Linked DNA regions of Mus musculus: region 2 is linked to region 1. Evidence: chromatin loops called from intact Hi-C (ENCODE). Cell type or tissue: heart. All regions are shown on one strand. Links, peaks and the distances in the headings refer to the core of each region. The heading gives the core; the rest is flanking DNA. Region 1 has its middle 24 kb from the start of Fam126a. Region 2 holds the start of 2700038G22Rik (RIKEN cDNA 2700038G22 gene).

Evidence for each region. Hi-C counts contacts between places; a loop is a spot of excess contacts. Peaks named below come from ENCODE experiments on the same cell type or tissue, not always from the same donor. Only the 100,000 strongest peaks of a DNase experiment are listed, where the experiment ranks them.
Region 2: a loop joins it to region 1, with 8 times the contacts of the local background. A loop is called at or near these places in 7 of 42 quality-filtered maps.

The regions. Positions count from the first base shown.
Region 1 is chr5:24,053,435-24,056,351 of GRCm38, forward strand. No RefSeq gene overlaps it. Among named protein-coding and RNA genes, the nearest start is that of Fam126a, 24 kb to the left of the region's middle. In heart, for the core only: a CTCF peak has its summit at 1,209 (motif pointing left); no DNase peak of the experiment used is centred there; H3K27ac peaks cover 198 bases.
Region 2 is chr5:23,849,101-23,852,017 of GRCm38, forward strand. Gm42228 (a long non-coding RNA gene) reads right to left here. Exons shown (of 2, transcript XR_880875.3): 2 at 354-1,030. 2700038G22Rik (RIKEN cDNA 2700038G22 gene) reads left to right here and starts at 1,497. Exons shown (of 4, transcript NR_045042.1): 1 at 1,497-1,521. In heart, for the core only: CTCF peaks have their summits at 1,332 (motif pointing right), 1,565 and 2,331 (motif pointing left); a DNase peak (open chromatin) is centred at 1,481; H3K4me3 peaks cover 1,508 bases; H3K27ac peaks cover 1,197 bases.

The sequences.
Region 1 (2,917 bases), core at 208-2,707:
CCTCCCTGGAAAGATATGAATATTTCTAGTAACAGGAGTCAAATTACAGACGAGCTCAAGGGCCCTGCTGCCCGTCCCATGATCCCTCGTTAGCTTCCCCTTAAACAAGCATTTGCATACGTGTGGGTATCAGAGCTCTTGGTAAAATTAACTTAGTAAACTAAAGATGTGGAGCAAAGCAGAAACATAGCTGCTAAGGGTCTCTGGAAAGACAAAAGGAAAGAAGGGCGTCACCCACCATGAGCTGGAAGGAAGGAGAAAGACCTGAGGCAGCATCACTCACTTCAAGCCTTGCAACACCATCAGACTAGAGTCTAGATATGTACTCTAAGTATTTCTGTTATAGGAAATATTAAACGAAATATGTACAACACTTAGATTTCTTATTCTGTAGCATTCTAATTATTCAGGTCTATATGCAAATTCTGTATTCATTTGATCCTTTAGCTTGTAAGCAGTCAGCAAAGGATACTGAACAAACCTGCTTAGTCATGGTGCTCAAATGCTGCAACCTTTGCATACATGTTCATGAAATGGCATTGAGATTGACTCCTGCCATAGTGCCCTGGTGGCATAGTCACTTGTTAGTTTATCTACAATTTGTTACTGAAGGGTTACTAGCTCCTGTGGCCCTGAGTGTAGTTATAGATGTTACCAGTGAAACATTTTCCTCCTTCTGTCTTCTCAAGGGAGAGAGCACAGCTAAGAGACACACACAGTCTAAGTGGAGTTTACTTAGCAATGCAAAGGGTATACACTCTGGAGAGAGAAAGCGCAGCAGGTACACCCAAAGGGGGCAGTCGGTAGCCCTCTGGTTCTTTGTGGTGGATTTTTAAGACGTTGTTGTGAATGTTCATGAGACGTGCAGAATATTTATGTAGGAAGGTGGTCCTTTTTCCTTCCCCACACTATGATGGACAGATCTCTCTCTACTAGGATATTTCTTCCCATGATTTTCTTAGAAAGGGAGGAGGTCAAGACCTCAATGTAAATATGGAAACTATATCATAATGAATTCCAGGTCTTTTGCTAGTGCATGTGTGTGCCAATTTCTGGGTTTCTAATACAATAGAAAGAATATAACTGGGCTGGAGAGATGGCTCGGTGGTTAAGAGAACCAACGGCTCTTCTGAAGGTCCTGAGTTCAAATCCTAGCAACCACATGGTGGCTCACAACCATCCGTAAAAAGATCTGCTGCCCTCTTCTGGGGTATCTGAAAACAGCTACAGTGTACCATATAATAAATAAATAAAGAAAATTTAAAAAAAAGAATATAACTGCAACATCAGAAATGCTTAACAGCCAAAGGGCTTTCAGAGGATGTAGAGACACAATTACCAACACACAAAATACAGCTACAGTTTTCTTAGTTCCCTCAAGCTTAATTTGCTGTGTAGATAGTCCAACATAAACCAAACAAGATTTTTAAGTAAGTTAAACATCAAACAAAAGTAAAACAGAAAGAAAATTGGTTCTACTCATCCTTATTCAAGCAACAAACTGAATAAAATAATGTATAAGAGATGGGTGGATAGCTCCATCCATACGTAAAGTGTCTTGCAGACACACGGACTTCAGTTCAAACCCTAGAATCCACAGTAAAAAACAAAACCAGGTGTAGTGGTACATGCTTGTAATCCAAGAGCTGGAGAAGCAGAGACAAATGGTTTCTGGTGTTTGATATTCAGTCAGCCTGGCCTTCTTAGAGTTTACATCCAATGAGACACTCAGTCTGAAAAACAAGGTCAATGGCCCCTGAGGAATGACACCTAAGGCTGTCATTTGGTCTCCACGCACACACATGAACATATGCTCACATGCACATACATATATACATAAATAACATATAAAGAAACACATAAACATAACACATAAAGAAAGTAAAATATGAATATGGATGAAATGTTAAGAAATGTATAGCCTATTTATTTTATTGCAATAATAGTATTATAGTTAGTCACTGTGTTAGAATGTTGAAATGAAGTGACAAGATAACCTGATAACTTAAGTGAGAAAGATGTGTTTTAATTTAGTAAGAGGTTTCAGAGGTTTCAGCCCATGTTGCTTCTAGATCTGTAGTGAGGTAGAATCTTAAAACAGAAGGAACATGAACTCCCCAGGACAGCCAGAAAGCAGAAAAGAGACAGACAGGAAGGGACCAGTAAAAGTACATATTTTAAAGACATACCGTTAAATAACATCCTATGTCCAACAAGGTTCTACCTAATTTCTATCACTTCCCATCAAATTGTGAATTTGCCGATAATGAAGTCAGACCCTCCATTAGCCAGTCATTTCCCAAAAGCCCACTTCCAAACTCTGCTGCAAGGGAAACAAGGTTTAAATGGCACTGGAGAAACACTTTAATACCCAGCTGTGATGGCTAGCTTTAGTTTTCAATTTGATATAATTCAGAAATCAGCTGGGAAGAGAGTCTCAGTGAGGGATTGTCTACACTGAGTTGGCCTGTGGGCATGTCTATGGGGGACTGTCTCAACAAAGTTAATTGATATGGAAACCTCAGCCCACTGTAGGGGGCACCTAGGCAAGGGGTTCTGAACTGCATATGCATGAGTGTTTTGCCTGTGTGTATGTATATACACCGAGTTCATGCCTAGTAACCTAGAAGGTCAGGGAGGGTGTTAGGATCTCTGATACTGAAGTTATGATTGGTTGTAAGCCACTATGTGGATGCTAGGAATTGAATCCAAGCCCTTCAGAGAAACAGCAAGTACTCTAAACAGATAAGCCATCACTTGTGGCCTTCTTTTGATCAGAGTATTTTATAACAATAAAGTAAATGAAACTAGGATGCCAACTATGACAAATATTTTTGTTTGTCTAGAACATTTACCTTTTGAAAGTACATATTTTTTTCAAATGAAGTAACATCATATCTATTTCTACTGCAAAATA
Region 2 (2,917 bases), core at 104-2,603, 200 kb before region 1:
TCAGCGCTGACCACTGAGCCCTGTGGAGCTGACCTGCCTTGTATCCTCACCTCCCAAGGCTCCTCTCTCTGATGCCCATGCAGGCTGCAGAGACCTCTGCAGGGCGGGGAGGACTAGTGAAGAGTCTAGCTGAGTCAGTGACGCCCAGTGATAGAACTTGTCTCAAAAAATAATGTGGAGAATAATTGAGGGAAAGAAACACCAACCTGTGACCTCCACGTGCATGGGCAACACGAGCACAAACACAAAGACACTCACGTACACATACTGAGAAACAAATAGAGAAACAGTTTAAGGTGCCTATAGATATGTTCTTGTGTTGGGGTCTAAAAATCCAAAACAACCCGAGCAGGTTCAAGAGTCCCCCCAAAGCAAGATCTTTATTTGAATTAGGCAGCAAAAATCAACCAGTTAGGAACAGCAGCACAGACTCCGTCTGACTGCGTCTTCGAACATCTTAGTAAGTATTTAAGCAGATGACAAAGATGTATTGCACTCGGGCTGCTGCTGATCAATCAGGGCCATAGAAGAGACTCAGGAACTGAACTGCAACCCCAAGCCAGAATGGTACGGGGCTTTTAAGCTTGAAATCCATAAACGTCTGTGCTAAGTTATCCCACCAATCAGGACTTAGGGGTAGGGGACTTCCTTAAGAGCACGTCTTTGTGGTGCACTTACTCTGTTCCTACAGGACTCAACTGCAGCGTTCATGTTGAAGTGCACTCACCTAGCATCCATGCTTCTACTCACCAAGCAGGAAGTCAGTTACCCAGGGAGGTCTTGGGAACTTAAACTTTGAGTTAAGGCCTGTTCCAAATGGCTTCAGTTGGTTCCTTCTTACACCACTGTCTTCTGAATTCTCCTCTTGCGTTCCCACAAGCAATGGATGAGTGGGGTCTGGGGTGCAGGCGTTTTGATAAGTGTGTAAGTGGTACCATGGTGGTGTCTTACTTTTCAGTTCCTCAGTGGCCTGTGACGCTTAACATACCAAGAGCACACAAAGAGTAGGCAACTCTTTTGAGGGCTGTTGCTATAAGGAGAAATAAAAGGTGGCTTACTTGTGGCAGGATGTAGCAGGAATTTAATGGCGGATGTTTTGGTCTGTTTGGTTGGTTTACGTTTTGTTTTTACATGGCTAGAGAGATGGTTTGCCGCTTAAACAGTGTTCTGTTCTTGTAGAGGACCTGAATTTAGTTCCCAGCATTCAATTTAGGAGGCTCACAGCTGTCTGTGAGTCCAGCTCCAGGGAAGCTGACACCTATGTCTGGCATTTTGAGCACATGCAAATATCACAGACAGACATAGTTTAAGTCTTTTTGGGGAAGCGGGCGGGGCCAGTGGCTCTGGTGCCGCCAGGGGGCGCGTGAGGGCCGGCGCTGGAGTCAGGCGGGAACGGGGGAAGGGGCGGGCAGGAGGGGCGCTGGGCCACTCTGGTTGGCTGAGCCCCGGTGCTCAATGTCCGGTCGGTTTTAAACTCGGTCCCGCCCTGGCGCCCAGCTCTTCCGCCGCGGCGCGCTCCTGGTAAGTACTCTCCCCATTGCGAGTCCCAGGACCACGCCACGTGGTCTTGGCGATTTTCACGGCGCTCGCCCGTGGCGCGGGTCCCTGCCCATACGCGTCCCTTCTGTGTGGGACAGGCGATCAGCCTTGCGCTGCCCGGATTTGTCCCCTCTCGGATGGAGGCGCGGCGTCCGGACAGCCCGGGTCCTGGGCACACTCGGGGCTTCCCGCCCGCCCAGGACTCCGATGACGGGGACATCGACTATTTAGGAAGCGAATGAGATCAGAGCTCGGAAAGTAGCAGGAGGCAGGATAATCCCAGTGTCAGCAAGGGCAGGGGTGATTTCGCCCACGCAGGCGCGTCCTCGCCGCCGCACGTGTCCTTTAATTGCTGCTTGGCACAAAGGCTGGGCTTTTTGTTTTGTGCTCATTTGTTTTAAGGTTTGAGGGTATATTCAGGCGGATACCTGCAACCGAGTCCAGCAGGGACCTCTGCCTACAGGACCTGGATTACCCTACTGCTGACACAGACCCAGCCTGTCTGGGTTTTGGGTCCTGGGAGAAATCTGAGCCACTGGATTAGCACTTAAGCAAGGTGACTTATAAGCAATGATTTAGGAATCGTGATTTGGAATTCCTAAGACCGGGTATAGGTGTTTAGCGAGCACCCAGGAGTCCTCCCTGTTTAAGAGGTGACTGATTGAGACACCAATTAAAAGTAAATATCATGGTTGGAGAGATGACTCAGTGGTTAAGAGTACTGACAGCTCTTCTAGAGTTCCCGAGTTAAATTCTCAGCAACCACATGGTGGCTCACAACCATCTGTAATGAGATCTGATGCCCTCCTCTGGTGTTGTCTGGAGATAGCAACAGTGCACTCATATAGAAGAAATAAATCTTTTTAAAAGATTATTAGATTATTGAGACAGATTGTCATACTGGCCCAGAGAATATTTGTGCTCTAGGACCCTAAGTATTGGCATTTATGGACATAAGCCACTGTGCCTGGTAAAGGACATTTTAGAGGAAAAATAGGCTTGTGGGCTCTTGTAAACAAGTTCCCTGTGTTGTAGTTTTCTTTCCGTTAGAGGTTAGGGTTCTGTTGAGCCCCTTCGAGAGTGAAGGGCAGCATGAGCCACCTTCTAAGGTAAGGAGTTATTTTTCCCTTCCTCATTCAGGCTCAGGAGACACATCTGACGCTGCTTCTGGTTTTGAAATCAGAGAAAATGTTTCACTTTCTTAAAGGAAGAGTACTGCTATTACCTGCAGTACTATTTGCTTCTAAACATTAAGAGTTTTTGCTTCTGGGGTGGAAATAGTGGGAAAGATGGCCCAGAGGGAATAAAATGGACTCCCAGCTGTCAGCAGTATGAAGATTAGAGCTCTGTGCAGGAATAAATGCTAGTCAGAGGCAGG